Linked DNA regions of Homo sapiens: region 2 is linked to region 1. A link is an interaction called in ENCODE POLR2A ChIA-PET data of the cell type or tissue named here. Cell type or tissue: HepG2. All regions are shown on one strand. Links, peaks and the distances in the headings refer to the core of each region. The heading gives the core; the rest is flanking DNA. Region 1 overlaps KIAA1958. Region 2 overlaps KIAA1958.

Region 1 (5,388 bases), core at 309-5,308:
AGAACACTTCATAGGTCACTTTATAAAATAAAATAGGCAATATTAGCATACAAATTTTTGCAAACGGAAACACTCAGGTATACTAATGACAGTTTCATGGGTATAACAGTTATGAGCAGATGAACCATATTCAGGAAGAAATAGCTTTTACAACTGAGGTCATCTGAAATACTGTGACAGACAACCTCAGTCTTTTGATGACATCCATCAAAACCGTGATGGGTCATCACTGCATATGCAGTCCAAAGAGCTACTAAGATCTTGAGAAATTTTATTTTTCACAAATGCAGATGTATGAAAAGGATATCTCTTCATTTATTAAGGACATTTCAGTGCTTTTATGTACACAGACAGTGCTTACACACAGTCAACATTGTGGTAATGTACCTTTTTGGAGTCAAATTTGCAAAAAGTACATAAAATAAATTAGAACTCTGTAAGTCTTCCCGATGTTTATACCTCCAGTTTTGGAAATGATAAGATGAAATACATAGCATAGCACATTGTAAGATAAATAGTGCTTGGCCCAGCATGGTGGCTCAAGCCTGAAATCCCAGCACTTTGGGAGGCTGAGGTAGATCGCTTGAGCTCAGGACTTCAAGACCAGCCTGGACAACATGGCAAAACCCCATCTCTACAAACAAAAAATTTAATATAAAAATGAGCCAGGTGTGGTGGTGCGCACCTGTGGTCCCAGCTGCTAGGGAGGCTGAGGTGGGAGGGTTACCGGAGCCCAGGGGGCAGAGGTTACAGTGAGCTGTGATCTCACCACTGCACTCCAGCCTGGGCAACACAGCAAGACCTTGTCTCAAAAAAAAAAAAAAAAAAATAGAGCTGCCAATTTAAGAATAGGAAAACTAAAAAAAAAAAAAAAAAAAAAAAAAAAAAAATTGACATATGACAATGTGTGTTACAGGGATATATTATGGCAGTTGCATGGAGGTAGTCTGTAAGAACTGGCCGACTTTCATGATCATTAACTGTATTTTGAAGTGTTGCATCTTGATGAATAGCTGCTTTTTGTCTTTTCGGACATGGCTCTCGTTGGAGAATATGTTCACATTCCTTCTATATGTGGTACTGTTCTTTTTGAAATTCTTGTATGATTCCATATACAACAACATGAGCATTGCCTATTAAATTTCCCCGTTTTCTGTGCCATGCTTCTGTATTGTGAGTAGGTGGAAATTCATTCTACATGTACTCATACAGAGACCACAAATTTGGCAGAAGCAATACTGGTGATGAAACAGCAACACCATTGCATTAAGTGTCTTCTTATCCTATTGTGCACATAATTATTTTTGAACTAGTCAGTACATTGCTGGCTTCTTCAGGCAATATGGCTTTAATTCATTAAAAGCTTCTGGAATGTCATCTTGCTGAAAGGAATGCCAGTGCAGGCAAATGACGCTTTTAACTGAAGTTTGTATCATTGCCATATCATTGTAGCCAATCAGCTCATCTGAATTTCCTGCCAAATGCATTAGGCTGAATGGGAAACACAAACTTTATTGGTAACACTTTGAAATTCCTTTTAGAATTCTTTTTTTTTTTTTTTGAGACAAGTTTTGCTCTTGTCACCCAGGCTGGTGTGCAATGGCATGATCTTAGCTCACTGCAACCTCCGCCTCCCGGGTTCAAATGATTTTCCCGCCTCAGCCTCCCGAGTAGCTGGGATCACAGGTGTGCGCCTCCATGCCTGACTAATTTTTTTTGTATTTTTAGTAGAAACAGGATTTCACCACATTGGCCAGGCTGGTCTCAAATTCGTGACCTCAAGTGATCCACCCACTTCGGCTCCTCAAAGTGCTGGGATTACAGGTGTGAGCCACTGCACCTGGCCCAAATAAGCATTTATTAAGTGTTTTACTTTTTCTTGTCATTAATACATAATTGAGTGGATAAGTTCTAGAATTTTCAGATCTAACAGGGACATGAATTGTATATAGTTGATAAACAGTGGGAATGATTTTGAAAGTGCAGTTTATTAGCTAACGTGAAGCATGTGCTAGTTCTTCTGTGTTAGATTTAGTGGTAAATATAAGAAATCTGTCTTTGACAGTCAAATAACTAATCAAGAATAGTTCACCATTTAATGTTGTTTGTTTGTTTTTTAACATTGAAGAACCTCAGTATCAACAAGTATCTTTGGTTCAGAAGGTCACTGAGCTTGTTGAATTCTTTTTATTTTCTGCTGGAGGGCGTTTTTTGAATGGAAGCATGGTGCTATACGTGAAGGGGCAGAAGTCTTACATGATTGAATAATTTGGCCGGGGAGATTTCTTGCACTTTTGGCCTGTGTTTTCTGTGATCTTTGAAACACTTGCTGCACTTGTATTTGGAGGGTGGTTGTGGTCTACAGATTTTGTAAGTATATGCTATCCATCTGAAAGTCTGCTTGTTGCTTGGCTGCTGCAGTTAAGCAATTTTCTGCTTGTGCAGCACCAATAATAATTAGCTTTTAAACTTTTATCTTTCACCATTTAGTAACCTTGTATATTTAACTTATCACAGCCCTTTTGCAAGGGAACATTTCGTAGTCTCTTCTGTTGTGTTGTAAGGAATACAGTAAGAAGGAATGATACTTGGCTTTGCCAGTACCAAATCTGTATTAGTCAAGATTCTCCAGAGAGACAGAACTAATAGAATATGCATATATACATGAGAGGGCATTTATTAGGGGAATTGGCTCATGCGATTATGTGGCTGAGAAGTCTTACAACAGGCTGTCTGCTAGCTGGAAACCCTGGGATGCTGGTATAGTGGTTCAGTCCAAATCCAAAGGCCTCAGAACCAGGGAAGCTAATGATGTGACTCTCAGCCTGAGGCTGAAAGGCCGGGACCTGGGAACTGCTGGCGTAAGTCCCAGAGTCCAAAGGCTGGAGGCCTCCAGTTCTGATGTCCAAGGCAGCGAAAAAGAAGCCTATGCTAGCTCTCAGAGAGAGAACAATTCACCTTCTGTATTTGTTCTGTCTGGGGCCCCAGCTGATTAGATGGTGCCCGCCAATATTCAGGCGAGATCTTCACATAATCCACTCAGACTCACACACTAATCTCTCCTGGAAACAGCCTTACAGACACACCCCCAAATAATGCTTTACTAGGTTTCTAAGTCTTCCTTAATCCAGTCAAATTGACACCTGAATTTAAGTCCACAAGTTCACCCCATGTCAGTTTATCACTCATATGCATTTCCTTAAACCATACTTAATTTCCAAATAAAGACAATAACAAGGTAATAGTTCCACCTAACATGATGTAGCTATCCTATGATTGTGATTTTGGGGATGTTAGACTTTAGGGATTTTGATCTTTCGGGATTTCAACATTTGGAACTATGGCGTTCAGAATTTTGTCTTTCAGGATTATGATGCGAACCCCTTCCATTTACGTGTCCTTGGCCATGACTGTGTCATAGGGCCACCCTTGCTCCAGGGGAAGCTGGGAAAAATATTTTAGTGAGCACATTGCTGCCTTAACAAATTTGGACTCTCTGTGAGGAGTAAGAGAGAATGGACACTGGGTAGGCAAAATAGCAGTCTCTGCCACACCAATTAAATATTAATAGCTATGTTAAGTTCAAAACAGACTGGGGTGCAGTAGCTCATGCCTGTAATCCCTGAGCTTTGGGAGGCTGAGACAGGAGAATTGCTTGAGCCCAGTTCAAGACCAGCTTGGGCAACCTAGGGACACCCCTAGGTTAAAAAATAAAAAATAAATAAATAAATAAAAACAAAAAATAAAAATAAAAATAAAAAATAAAAAGAAATAAAATAAAAAAAGTTCAGAACAAACACACAAACCAATCTATGTCTTTTTTTTTTTTTTTTAACATTTCTACTTTAACCAAAGTTACATGAAAGGAACATAAATAAGTCTAAATTTCTAGAGTATGAAGGAAATGTAAGATCACGTAGTCCTGGCATTGTAGGCTTAGAGATAATTAGTGCCTTGTCTGAGACCACAGGAGCAGTTCCAGGCTTGGGATTTCACGTTCCTGACTCCCACGCCAGTCAATGTTCTTTCCGTTTACATGGCTGCTTCATGAACTCTGGGAGCTCATCTGTCACTCTTCTGCGTATACAGGGTGGCTGGGTTTGGGTTACACTATCCGGGAGAAAACTGTCTAATCCCTTGAATGATTACAATAAAAGTGATCTGAGGAAAATTTATGTGTCTGACTTGAGAGAGTCTTATACGTTCACTTTGTAAGTGTTGATGGTGCTGGCAGTATGTAAACATTCATTCATTCTTCATTCATTTATTCGACAACGACTGCATACTAGACAATAGGTTATAATGTCCCAAGAACAGGACCATGCCTTTTGAATTTCCATATCCCCAAGTAGGTCCTCACTGATGAGTGAATAATTAAGTCATAGTTTCTGCCTTCAGGAAATTATTAGGTCTGAGAGACAGACAAGCAAATCAATGATAACAGTACAGCAAAGGCAAATCCCTTGAGATGATACAGGCATGGGTGAAGGGAAGCTAAATAAATCTCTGAGGCAGAAAGGGGGTCTGGAAAGATGCCAATAGGAAGTAGCCGCAGGTTCAGTTTTGAAGAGGCTGGCCAGGTGAGGAAAGAGAAGGGCAGCATATCAAGCCAAAGAATCAGATTCTCACCAGTAGGGGGTTTAGAGAAGAGGGGACCACAAGAAGTGTGGGAAGAGGCCATGGTCGTAGGAAATGAGGCTTGAGAGGTGGCCGTGGCCACATCAACAGAGACCTTAATAGTATGTTAAAGGATTTGAACTTACCTAACCTCCCTGACAGGGCGCCATGGAGTCAGGGCAGGGAATGGCTCAGGTGTCTGTCCACTTTGGTGTAACCACCTGACATTGTGGTTAGACCATGGTGCCTGACTGCAGAGCACCAGCGGGGCACCTCTTGTCACCCACAGCTGCAGATAGCCAGGGCCGACAAAATCACACATAAAGATTCCTGTGCCTCCCTGACCAGTGCTCCCAGGACCCCCCTCTTGGCAGAGCCTTACTAACCTTTCCAGCCCCTTGCAGACTCCACATGTCCCCTTTCACTTTCCTACCCATCATGTTGTCCTCACTCCTCAGGGACTCCTAACAAGGGCTTCTTTTTGTCTCCTGCCTAATAAGGAATGATTTGCTTCTATTTGATAGTTGGTTATGCTTGGCTTTATGAGACCCTCAGATGGTAGAAAACACCAGACATACTTTGTAACCTCTAATGGTGGGATGAAAGGCAATATTTCAGGAATTGCAGACAGCCAGGAGACAGGAAGCCTGGTCCTAAGAGTGGTTAGAGCAGGGCCTCCCGCTTCCCCATCCTTGCTTCTTTGGTCTACAGCCTTCCCCTCCAGCAGGTCTCCTCCCAGTCTGTTCTCCCTTCTCTGCTTTTCTTTCCCAC
Region 2 (5,388 bases), core at 173-5,172, 78 kb before region 1:
TCTTGACTTTGCTTCTGATTAGTTGATTTATGGACTTTATTTACTAGCATGATTGGAGAATTCTTTTGCTAGACTGAAATTGCACTCTGCCTGTGCTCTGGTCCGTTTCCTAGGTAACAAATGCACTGCATAGATTCCATAATGAGGACTGTGGTTGGCTAGTTACTGTGTAAATTCTGTTGTTTGGTAAAGCTTAGTCTCAAATTCAAATAAAGGTCAAGAAACGAAAAGTACTGAAAATGCAAATTTTTGAATTTTATTTTGTATCCAATGCCAACAAAGTTTAATAGGCTTTTCTGGAGAAAGGCAAATTATGCAGCCGTATTCAAGTTTGTTTTGCAAAGTCTTACACTTAAACAGTTGGAGAGCTTTTTCACCGTTAGTGTTCATAGTGGTAATGCTAATGGCTCTAGTGACAAAGAAGATGTATTTCAGAAACATGTTATTACACTTGAAAATAATATGGAAAGCAAAGAATCTTGGTCTAGGACAACAGTGATATTCTTATACTGAAAGGAAGTAACATTATGTATCAAAAGAAATTATACAACTTTGATGTGAGATATAACATTATGTTTTTTAGAGACACAGTCGCACTCTGTCACCCACGCTGGAATACAGTGGTGCAACCATAGCTTACTGCCTCTTCAAACTCCTGGGCCCAAAGGATCACATCTCAACCTCCCAAGTAGCTGGGACTACAGGCACGTGCCATCACACTTAGCTAATTTTTCTTATTTTTTGTAGCGATGGGGTCTTGCGGTGTTGCCCAGGCTGGTCTTGAACTCCTGGACTCAAATGATCTTCCTGCCTTGGCCTCCCAAAGTGCTAGGATTATAGGTGTGAACCACCACGTCCAGCCATAACTTTAAAAAAGTTTAAGAAGACGTTAAAACGTTGAAGCAATATTTAAAAACATTAAAAATCTTACCATAAAATGCTGAATTTCTACTCTAGCTTTTTTTCTTCTCTGCATGAACTTTGGCCAACCTAGCACCAGGGAGTAGCTCCCCCCTTGGTTGCTGCAAGTTAGAGAATAGCTTTCTCCTTCACCTTACTCTCCTCTGGAAATCTATGGCCTCTTTAGCTCCAGAGATAGGACAAAAAGTAATATGTATGGAATGGCTAGTAATTATTAGCTGGTTTTTTTTTTTGTTTTTTTTGTTTTTTTTTTCCTTAAGAAACCTGCAAAGAACCAAAATTCCATTAAAACCTACTGGAAATATATTTTCACTTGATGCCTGAAAATGTTTTTTGTTTGTTAATCATCAAGGATTTCATTAGCTGAACTTAACATACACATAACTCTTTTTAATTCTAAATAATTATCCAAAGTTGCTTCCATTGCTTTCCCTTGCTTCTCTGGATTGTTTTTAGATGATTCATTTACTCTTTGGTTAACTTTCATTTCATGCATAGGATACTTCTTGGTTGGCTTCTCTTTTTATTCTTGGTTTTCTTCAAAACTGATACTGCTTTAACCTTTTCTGTCCTTTTTTAATTGCAAATATTCTGTCCCTTCAGTTTTTTCTTATATTTTCCTCTGGAAATACTTATTATTTTAAAAATATTTTCCTTGCATGATTTAAGGCATAATCACCATATATCAAAAGCTCTATCCTTTTTTCTGTTATAGGACTTCATATTTCTGGGACGGAGTTGACAATATGTGTGAATTCTTAACCAGCTAGGACTACTTCCTCTTCTCAGCTTGTATTAATTTGTTAGGGCTGCCATAACAAAGAATCACAGATTGGTTGTCTTAAACAACAAAAATTTATTTTCTGACAATTCTGGAGGCTAGAAGTATAAGCTCAAAGTGTTGGCAGGGTTAGGTTCTTCTAAGGCCCCTCTCTTGGCTGATGGATGGCTGTCTTCCTAAGGTGGCTTCACTTGGTCTTCCCTCTGTGTATGTGTGTGTCCTAATTTCCTCTTAAGAACATCACTTACATTGGATTAGGGCACACACATATGACTTCATTTTACCTTAATTACCTCTATTCCAGGCCTTACTTCCCCTATAAGTCACATTCTGAGGTACCAGGGTTTAGGATGTGAACAGATGAATTTGAGAGGAATACAGTTCAGCCTATAACACAGTCCATCCCTCTACCTACTGCCTTTCATGCATGTATACCTACCTACCTACATATGTACATACATACCTCACTCCACATGTGGGATTTTGTTGGCAATTTTTCACTTGAATCCCAGGCCCCAATACATAGCAATATGATCAACTCTATATATAGTCATTAAAAATAAAGTAGCTAAAGGCTTTTTGTTTTTCACTCTTCATATTCATTGTTTTTAAATGCTTTATTTTTAATGACTTAAAGTACAAAATCCTTTTTTTGTTTGTTTGAGACAGGATCTTTTTCTGTTGCCCAGGATGGAGCGCACTAACGTGATCACAGCTCACTGCAGCCTCGACCTCCTGAGCTCAAGCAGTCCTCTCACCTCAGCCTTCTGAGTAGCTGGGATCACAGGTGCACACCCAGAGCCCAGCTCACTTTTTTTTTTTTTTTTTTTTGTAGAGATGAGGCCTGTGTGTCCCAGATTGGTCTTGAACTCCTGGGCTCATGATATCCTCCTATCTGGGCCTCCCAAAGTGCTGGGATTACAGGCCTGAGCCACTGTGCCTGGCCAAAATTCTTAATAGTTGTTTTGGAATACTGGAGAATATTATTGTGGCCAAATTCAGTGGAAGTGCTAATGCTGTTATTTTCTTCTGAGTTCTGAGGACTTGTTTCTTTTAGTGCTTTTTTTTTTTCAGCTATTGGTCTTGCTGCTCTCATGGTAAGTTATGCACTATTTGTTCTTTTCACGCATGTCTGATGATTCCTGAATCTAATATCTAGTCGGGGCTTTTCTCCTGAAATCCACATCTTTGTGTCCTACTACGACTGGATATATTCACTTAATTTTCCACAAGCATTTCACATTCAACATGCCCCAGACTTATTGTCCTCTTCACATCTGTGTCTTTTCTTTTATTCCTTAGCTCAGTGAGTTGGTACCACCTTCCATCCATTTTCCCAGTCCAGAAATTTAGGAGTTATCTCTGATTCCTTCTTTATTCTTAATCCCATTTTCCATACATAATCAAGCCCCTGGGTCAGTCAGTTCTTGCTGCCCAAGATTTCTCAATTCTGTCTGTTTGCCATATGTGAATCATATGCTACTGTGTTACCTTTGCATTAGTCTTAGTTTTTCATTTAAATATATTCAGTGTGCAACAGAAGTCCTTACGGTAAAGCTTCTGTAATCATCTAGTAGTCTGAAGTTCATTGAATTCTTGTAGTGGCTCATGTGAAATGTATCCCTTGCTTTTCATATTTAACACTGTTTATCTGTGGCTTTTATAGTTCAAGGTCACTTTGACTGAATAAAAATACTTGACTCACATTTTTTTTCCCCTCAACTATCTTTAAAAATGTTACTCTCTTGCAGGAGTTGGCAAACTTTTTCTGTAAAAGACTGAATAATAATTATCTTAGGTTTTATGGATCACTGGTTTCCCTCACAATTACTTAACTGTGCCATTGCATTGCAAAAGCAGCTATAGATAGTGTGTAAATGAACTAGCCTGACTGTTCCAATAAAACTTAATTTACAGAACCAGGCAGTGGGCTGGATTTGGTCCATAGGCCTTAGTTTGCTGAGTCATATTCTATTCTGGTAAAATGTGTTGTTGTCAAACTGTAATACCAATATGATTTTCTTTCTTTAATTTTATCTTTTTGCCTAGATACCCAAGGGCTTTTTCTTCATATTTAAAGCCAATAATTTTACTAGAATGTCTGTTGACCATTCCCTGTTAATTCTCCTAGATACACAGTGTTTTTTATTACATTGGCTCAAGTGTTTTTTCATATTTTCATCAATTATAGTTTTTTAGTAATGTGTTCCATTGTTTTCATTTTCTCTCTTTGGGGCCTCCTATTATATGTATGTTGGATCTTCTTATGTCTATACCTTAGTATTATTTTTTCTTATTTTTTATATTTGCTCTATTTTTATGTTTTTTTCTATTTTATGCTTTAGTGTGTTCAATGTATTTTTCATGGTATCTATCGCTTTTTTTTTTTGACAGTCTCTGTCACCCAGGCTGGAATGCAGTGGCACCATCATGGTTTACAGCAGTGTCAACGTCTCTGGCCTCAGGTGATCCTCCCAGTTTAGCCCCAAGTAGCTGGGACTACAGATGTGCATCACCATGCCCTACTAATTTTTGTGTTTTTTGTAGAGACAGGGTTTCACCATGTCACCCAGGCTGGTCTCAAACTCATGGGCTCAAATGATCCACCTGCCTCAGCCTCCCAAAGTGCTGGGATTACAGGTGTGAGCCACCGTATCTGGTGGTACCTATCTATTAAGTTTAGTGTTCTTTTTAGTTTTCACTTCCTTTCTGAGTTTTTTCTTTCCTGTTCTGTCATGAACTTTGTCATTTCTTATTGTACATCCTCTTGTTATCTGGCAAGATTCATTTTTTAGTTTTTCAATTTCTGATGTATGCTGTTCTTCCATAGCTTCTATCATTTAAAAATTTTTTCCCCTTTTTTCATTTTTTTTTCTTTTTGAGACAGGGCCTTTCTCTGTCATTCAAGGCTCAAGGGATTCACCCACCTCAGCTTCCCAAGTAGCTAGGACTGTGGATGTGTGCCACCACTACCAGCTGAATTTTTTTTTTTTAAAGACAGGTTTCACTTTGTTGCCCAGGCTGGTCTTGAATTCTTGGGCTTGTGATCCTCCTGCCTTGGTCTCCCAAAGTGCTGAGATTACAGGCATGAGGCACTGTGCCTGGCTATTTTCTTAATTCCTCTTATTCCTTTTGAAATATGTTACAGTTCTCATCTTTTTTTCTTACTGTGCTTTTTAATTGTTCTCTCTTGGTCATATTTAAATTAGATGGACTTACCTGTACTTTTGGAGAAGGTTTCTGTGATGGAGATGGAAATTGATAAATACAGTTTTCCTGGTTTTATAGTTTGAAGATTTCCTCCTTTGTTGCTTATCTGAAGTATTTTAAAAATATGGCCACTCAATTAAAATAAAAATGAGGTACCATTGTACACTCACTAGAATGGCTAAATGAGAAAGATGAAAAATACCAAGTATGAGGATGTAGGATAGCTGAAATTCTCCTGCACTGCTATTCAAAGTGTAAATTGGAATGGAAATGTAAAGTGGTACAGCAATTTGGAAAGCTGTATGGCCATATCTACTAAAACTGGACATATGCTGCAAATCCTGTGACTCATTAGTTCTACTGTAAGATCCATACTCACCCAAATATATGGACTAGAATGCTCATAGCACATTTGTCATTGCTCCAAACTGAAATCTGTTGAAATGGCCATCAGTCATTGTTGTTCCCTTCCGCAG

The links. ChIA-PET counts read pairs that join two places held together with the same protein. Peaks named below come from ENCODE experiments on the same cell type or tissue, not always from the same donor. Only the 100,000 strongest peaks of a DNase experiment are listed, where the experiment ranks them.
Region 2: POLR2A ChIA-PET joins it to region 1 with 6 read pairs; 4 of 35 experiments call an interaction of 5 or more read pairs at or near these places.

The regions. Positions count from the first base shown.
Region 1 is chr9:112,568,078-112,573,465 of GRCh38, forward strand. All of the region lies in intron 1 of KIAA1958, which reads left to right. Among named protein-coding and RNA genes, the nearest start is that of HSDL2-AS1, 83 kb to the left of the region's middle. In HepG2, for the core only: no CTCF peak of the experiment used is centred there; a DNase peak (open chromatin) is centred at 2,924.
Region 2 is chr9:112,490,404-112,495,791 of GRCh38, forward strand. The region is part of intron 1 of KIAA1958; the gene reads left to right. Among named protein-coding and RNA genes, the nearest start is that of HSDL2-AS1, 5.5 kb to the left of the region's middle. In HepG2, for the core only: no CTCF peak of the experiment used is centred there; a DNase peak (open chromatin) is centred at 3,258; H3K4me3 peaks cover 504 bases.